Linked DNA regions of Homo sapiens: region 2 is linked to region 1. Evidence: read pairs that join two places in POLR2A ChIA-PET (ENCODE). Cell type or tissue: PC-3. All regions are shown on one strand. Region 1 overlaps GBE1 (1,4-alpha-glucan branching enzyme 1). Region 2 has its middle 1.4 Mb from the start of LINC00971.

Evidence for each region. ChIA-PET counts read pairs that join two places held together with the same protein. Peaks named below come from ENCODE experiments on the same cell type or tissue, not always from the same donor. Only the 100,000 strongest peaks of a DNase experiment are listed, where the experiment ranks them.
Region 2: POLR2A ChIA-PET joins it to region 1 with 5 read pairs; 1 of 35 experiments calls an interaction of 5 or more read pairs at or near these places.

The regions. Positions count from the first base shown.
Region 1 is chr3:81,733,555-81,736,054 of GRCh38, forward strand. All of the region lies in intron 1 of GBE1 (1,4-alpha-glucan branching enzyme 1), which reads right to left. Among named protein-coding and RNA genes, the nearest start is that of GBE1, 27 kb to the right of the region's middle. In PC-3, no CTCF peak of the experiment used is centred here; a DNase peak (open chromatin) is centred at 1,397; H3K27ac peaks cover 1,138 bases.
Region 2 is chr3:83,513,341-83,515,840 of GRCh38, forward strand. No RefSeq gene overlaps it. Among named protein-coding and RNA genes, the nearest start is that of LINC00971, 1.4 Mb to the right of the region's middle. RefSeq lists an enhancer at 859-2,058. In PC-3, no CTCF peak of the experiment used is centred here; a DNase peak (open chromatin) is centred at 1,311; H3K27ac peaks cover 1,344 bases.

The DNA.
Region 1 (2,500 bases):
CCATTTCTTAGGTCTGGTACACTCTTCCACCAGACAGTGCATGACTAATTCCCCTGCAGGTCTTTCCACAAATGTCAGCTTCTCAATAGTTCCTAACCTGAAATACGCCTATTTAAAACTGCCCCTCCACACTCAATTCCCGTTTTTATTATATTCTTCTATGTTTTCTTTTTGCCATGGCATTTATCATCCAATATTTGTGATGTTTATTGTGTATCGCCTGTCTCCTGCTGCTGGAAAGTAAGCTCCTCAAATGTATGAGCTTTATAGTCTCCTTGTTCACACCTATATTCCAATTATCTACAACAGTACCTGGCTCATAGTAAATACTCAATAAATTGCTGGCATGGATTCTGTTTCTACACTTGAACAAAAGGTGAGAGTTGTACAAATTTGCCTTTCCTATCTATATAAGTACTTATTTTCTGAAGCCATCTATTATTTTGCTAAATACAAACAAGATTTTATTTGATTAAGAGCATTAGGTATAATCAATCATAAACAACTTGAAGGCAAAAACTCTGGTTTATTTCTAAAGTTTTCCAAAATAACTTTTATTCTTACTTTTATATATAAAGCATTAAACTACAGAGTTGTATTTGTAAATGTTATGTTAACTTTTACATATGAAAGTATGTGTGTAAAATAAATACACTAAATTTCCTAAATGTATTTTCCAGTTGAAAAACTTCAATTAAAAAAATCTCCATTCAAAAATGAAGCTCAAGTCAAAACGCTACAGAGAAATTTGTATTTTAGAGGTCTGATACTGTGTAAGTTGTTCAAAGCAAGTACCTTCTTTTCAAATTACTATCAAGTTCTTTGTTTTCCTTATTTAATTAAACACAAGTCATTTGGGGAAAAAAACCTATAGACTCAATAGTGTTGAATCAATATTTGAACACAGTATTAAATTAAGTTTTGCAAGATTACCAACTTTAAAGCACAGAGTTTATCATCCAACATCTGGCACGTGTGAGTCCTACTAAACCACCTACTTGCTACTTCCTGATCATCAGATTCAAAAGCATGTTTGCTTTAGGGTACTAGTTTGAGATGTTTTCTACATATCTAGATGGTCAAGGTCTCCATGAGCCATATTATGATGAGATCAGAAGACTTTTATCACCCTGCCCTAAAACAATGAAGGTGTTCAGTTCTTCTCACTAGCTGAAGACAATGTGCCTCTAATCTAACTGGCACAGCAAGAAAAAAAAGATGCCGTATCAGTTGTGGCATTCCAGGTGCAAAGGACTACAGGAGTCACCCACTTTCTGTAGTTTTAGTTACCTGAGGTCAATGTGGTACAAAAATATTAAATGGAAAATTCCAGAAGTAAACATTCATAAGTTTTAAACTGTGTGTCATTGAGAATAGTGTGATGAAATCTCACACTGTCCCAGCTCCATCTCACCTGGGATCTGAATCATCCCTTTATCTGATGTATCTACACTGTCTATTTTACCTGCCACTTAGTCATTTAGTAGCTATCTCAGTTATCAGATCAAATAAATAGTATATGTAGGGTTCAGTACTATCTGCAGTTTCAGGCATCCACTTGGGGGCCTTGGAACATATCCCCCATGGACATGGGGTGACAAATGTATACTGATACTACATTTTGGAAAGCAAAGCAACTAAGAGTCACTCTCTGATTAGGATTATGTTACTCCATATTTGATCTCCAAGATCCATTCATCCAATCAGCAAATCAAAAAGAGATGTTATATTCTCCACTGAGATTGAAGTCTTTGAAGGTAGCCCTGCTCTGTGCAATGTTTGTAGGGATGTAGCACTGCTTAAAGTTTTGTCTTTTGTTAGTGAAGGGCAGTTTCAGGGGCTTCCACTTAGTCTTCCTAAATAGTCCTCACTCCACAAGGGGTCAATGTGAAAATTCTGCCAATTTCCAGGCTTGATGCAATCATGCATTCAGGAAGTGGGAAAATCACAGGACTAGTCAGCCAAGCCACTGGACCCATGGCGATGCGGATGCAGCTGGAAGTCAATTTTCCAGGCGACTTCCATAAGCCTTGACTCGAACTGATATGCCAGAGTGGCACTGCGGTCCCCCCAGGGATTAATCCAGGACCCATTTTTATTAATTTTCAAAAGTCTGGGCTTTTTCCCAGTAAACAGCAAGTCCCTTTAGGAAAGCCTTGGAAGATTTAAAGTGTACATTTGTGGTAGTATTTCATGTCCTTTCTCAAGGGAAATCAGTCTCACCTTCAATCAAGGGGCTCCAAAGGGCTCCTATTATCAGTAGCAAATGTCAAGTTTCTACTCCACACAGCTAGAATTTCCCCAGTTATAGAGATCAAGTAAAAATATGTTAAATGGCCAATTTATTGTATGCTTAAGGACATTATAACCAATTAGCCACGACCACTAAAGGCTGCATTTCAAAACACTGACTGCCACTCCACATCTAAGCCTACTATGAAAATGATAGCTACCTTATCCATGAAGCCAAAGCACTGCCAAAAAAGCCCTTTGCCACTCC
Region 2 (2,500 bases), 1.8 Mb after region 1:
TCATGATTTTGAAATACTTAACACTTTGTGTGATATCTCCAAGAGCATTCAGCTTTATATAAAAGCAGATTAATGCGTCAGTGGGGAGATGGGTAATGGAGTTAACTGTATTTTTCAGTCAGTTACAGAGAATGACAATCAGATTAAGGTTGGGCAAAGAGGAAGGGGTACATAATTCTGGTGAGGTATTGGGGAAATCAAGGCCCTTGACCCCCTAAACGTTCACTGAAAAATCACAGCTGGAAGGAGATTGATCATTACAAGAAAAAGTATAACAAACTTATTTAATGTGTATGCATGGGAGTCTTTAAAATGAAAACCCAAGCTTCCTATGAGGTACAAATCTCGTATGTCATTTTGACTTTACAGAAAAAATGCAGGCCAAGAGTGTGGCCGAACACAGGTAATATTGGTAAATTAGGTTTTACTGCCAGGACAGGTTATGGGGCAGGAGTAAAGAAGAGGCTTGGGTAGCAAAGGTAGCCTTGTTATGCAGATGAAGCCTTGTAGGTAGTAGCTCTCAGAAAGGATGGATAGTAAATGTCTCTTTTCATACCCTTTAGATGTCAGACTCTAAGTTAATCTCCCCTGGATCCAGAAAAAGCCTAGAAAGGGAAGGCCTAGCTGCATTAATGGAGATTCTCAACAGATGCAAATTTCCCCCACAAAAGACTTTGCAGGCGCATTTCCATTTGCTGACCCTGTGGCAGCTAGTTAAAATATGTCAGAGAAATATAATTTGGTGTAAAATATTTATGTTTCATTCGATATAATTTACAAAACACAAATGCACCCATTTTAAGTGTACAATTTATGATTCATATCAAATTTATCTATTTGTGCAATCATCACCAGCATCTGATTTTAGAACATTCCTAGAAGGTTCCCTTTACAGGTAATCCTCATTCTCAGGAAACTACTAATACTCCCCCAAACTCAGGCAACTACTAATCTATCCCCATATTCAGGCAACTACCCCCATACTCAGGCAACTACTAATCTATCCTCATACTCAGGCAACTACCCCCATACTCAAGCAACTACTAATCTAGTCTTTATATCTAAAGATTTGCTTTTTCTCAACTTTCTATATAAATGGAATAATACAATATGTGGTCTTTTTCAGCTGGCCTCTTTAAATTAACGTGATACTTTCATGTACGTCCGTGTGAAGAGACCACCTCACAGGCTTTGTGTGAACAAGGCTGTTTATTTCGACTGGGTGCAGGTGAGCTGAGTCAGAAAAGAGAGTCAGCAAGGGAGATGGGGTGGGGACATTTTATAGGATTTGGGTAGGTAGTGGAAAATTACAGTCAAAGGAGGTTGTTCTCTGGCTGGCAGGGGCTGGGGTCACAAGGTGCTCAGTGAGGGAGCTTTTGAGCCAGGATGAGTCAGAAGAAGGAATTTCACAAGGTGATGTCATCGGTTAAGGCAGGAACAGGCCATTTTCACTTCTTTTGAGATTCTTCAGTTACTTCAGGCCATCTGGATGTACACGTGCAAGTCACAGGGGTTATGATGGCTTAGCTTGCACTCAGAGGCCTAACAGATACATTCAAAGTTCAATCATGTAATAGTGAGAGACAGGATTAGCTGGATTTCCTAGGCCAACTAAGAATCCCTAAGCCTAGCTGGGAAGGTGACCGCTTCCACCTTTAAACATGGGGTTTGCAACTTAGCTCACACCCGACCAATCATATAGTAGAGAGAGCTTACTAAAATGCTAATTGGGCAAAAACAGGAGGTAAAGAAATAGCCAATTGTCTGTTGCCTGAGAGCACAGCGGGAGGAACAATGATCAGGATATAAACCCAGGCATTGGGGTGCTACCCTCTTTGGGTCCCCTCCCTTTGTGTGGGAGCTCTGTCGTCAGTCTATTAAATCTTGCAACTGCACTCTCTTTTGGCCTGTGTTTGTTATGGCTCGAGCTGAGCTTTCGCTCGCCGTCCACCACTGCTGTTTGCTGCCCCTGTCGCAGACCTGCCGCTGACTTCCATCCCTCCGGATGCGGCAGGGTGTCTGCTGTGCTCCCGATCCAGTGAGGCGCCCATTGCCACTCCCAATCGGGCTAAATGCTTGCCATTGTTCCTGCACTGCTAAGTGCCCAGTTCGTCCTAATCGAGCTGAACACTAGTCACTGGGTTCTACGGTTCTCTTCCGTGACCCACGGCTTCTAATAGAGCTACAACACTCACTGCATGGCCCAAGATTCCATTCCTTGGAATCCGTGAGGCCAAGAACCCCAGCTCAGAGAACACGAGGCTTGCCACCATCTTGGAAGTGGAAGCAGCTTGCTGCCATTTTGGAAGTGGCCTGCCACCGTCTTGGGAGCTCTGGGAGCAAGGACCCCCGATAACATTAGCATGTATCAGTACTTCGTGTATGGATATACAACATTTTATTTATCCATTTAGAAGTTGATGGTCACTTGGCCTTTTTCCACTTTTGTACCATTATAAAAAAAACAAAAAATATTTAAGATGAATAATTTTGGACATCT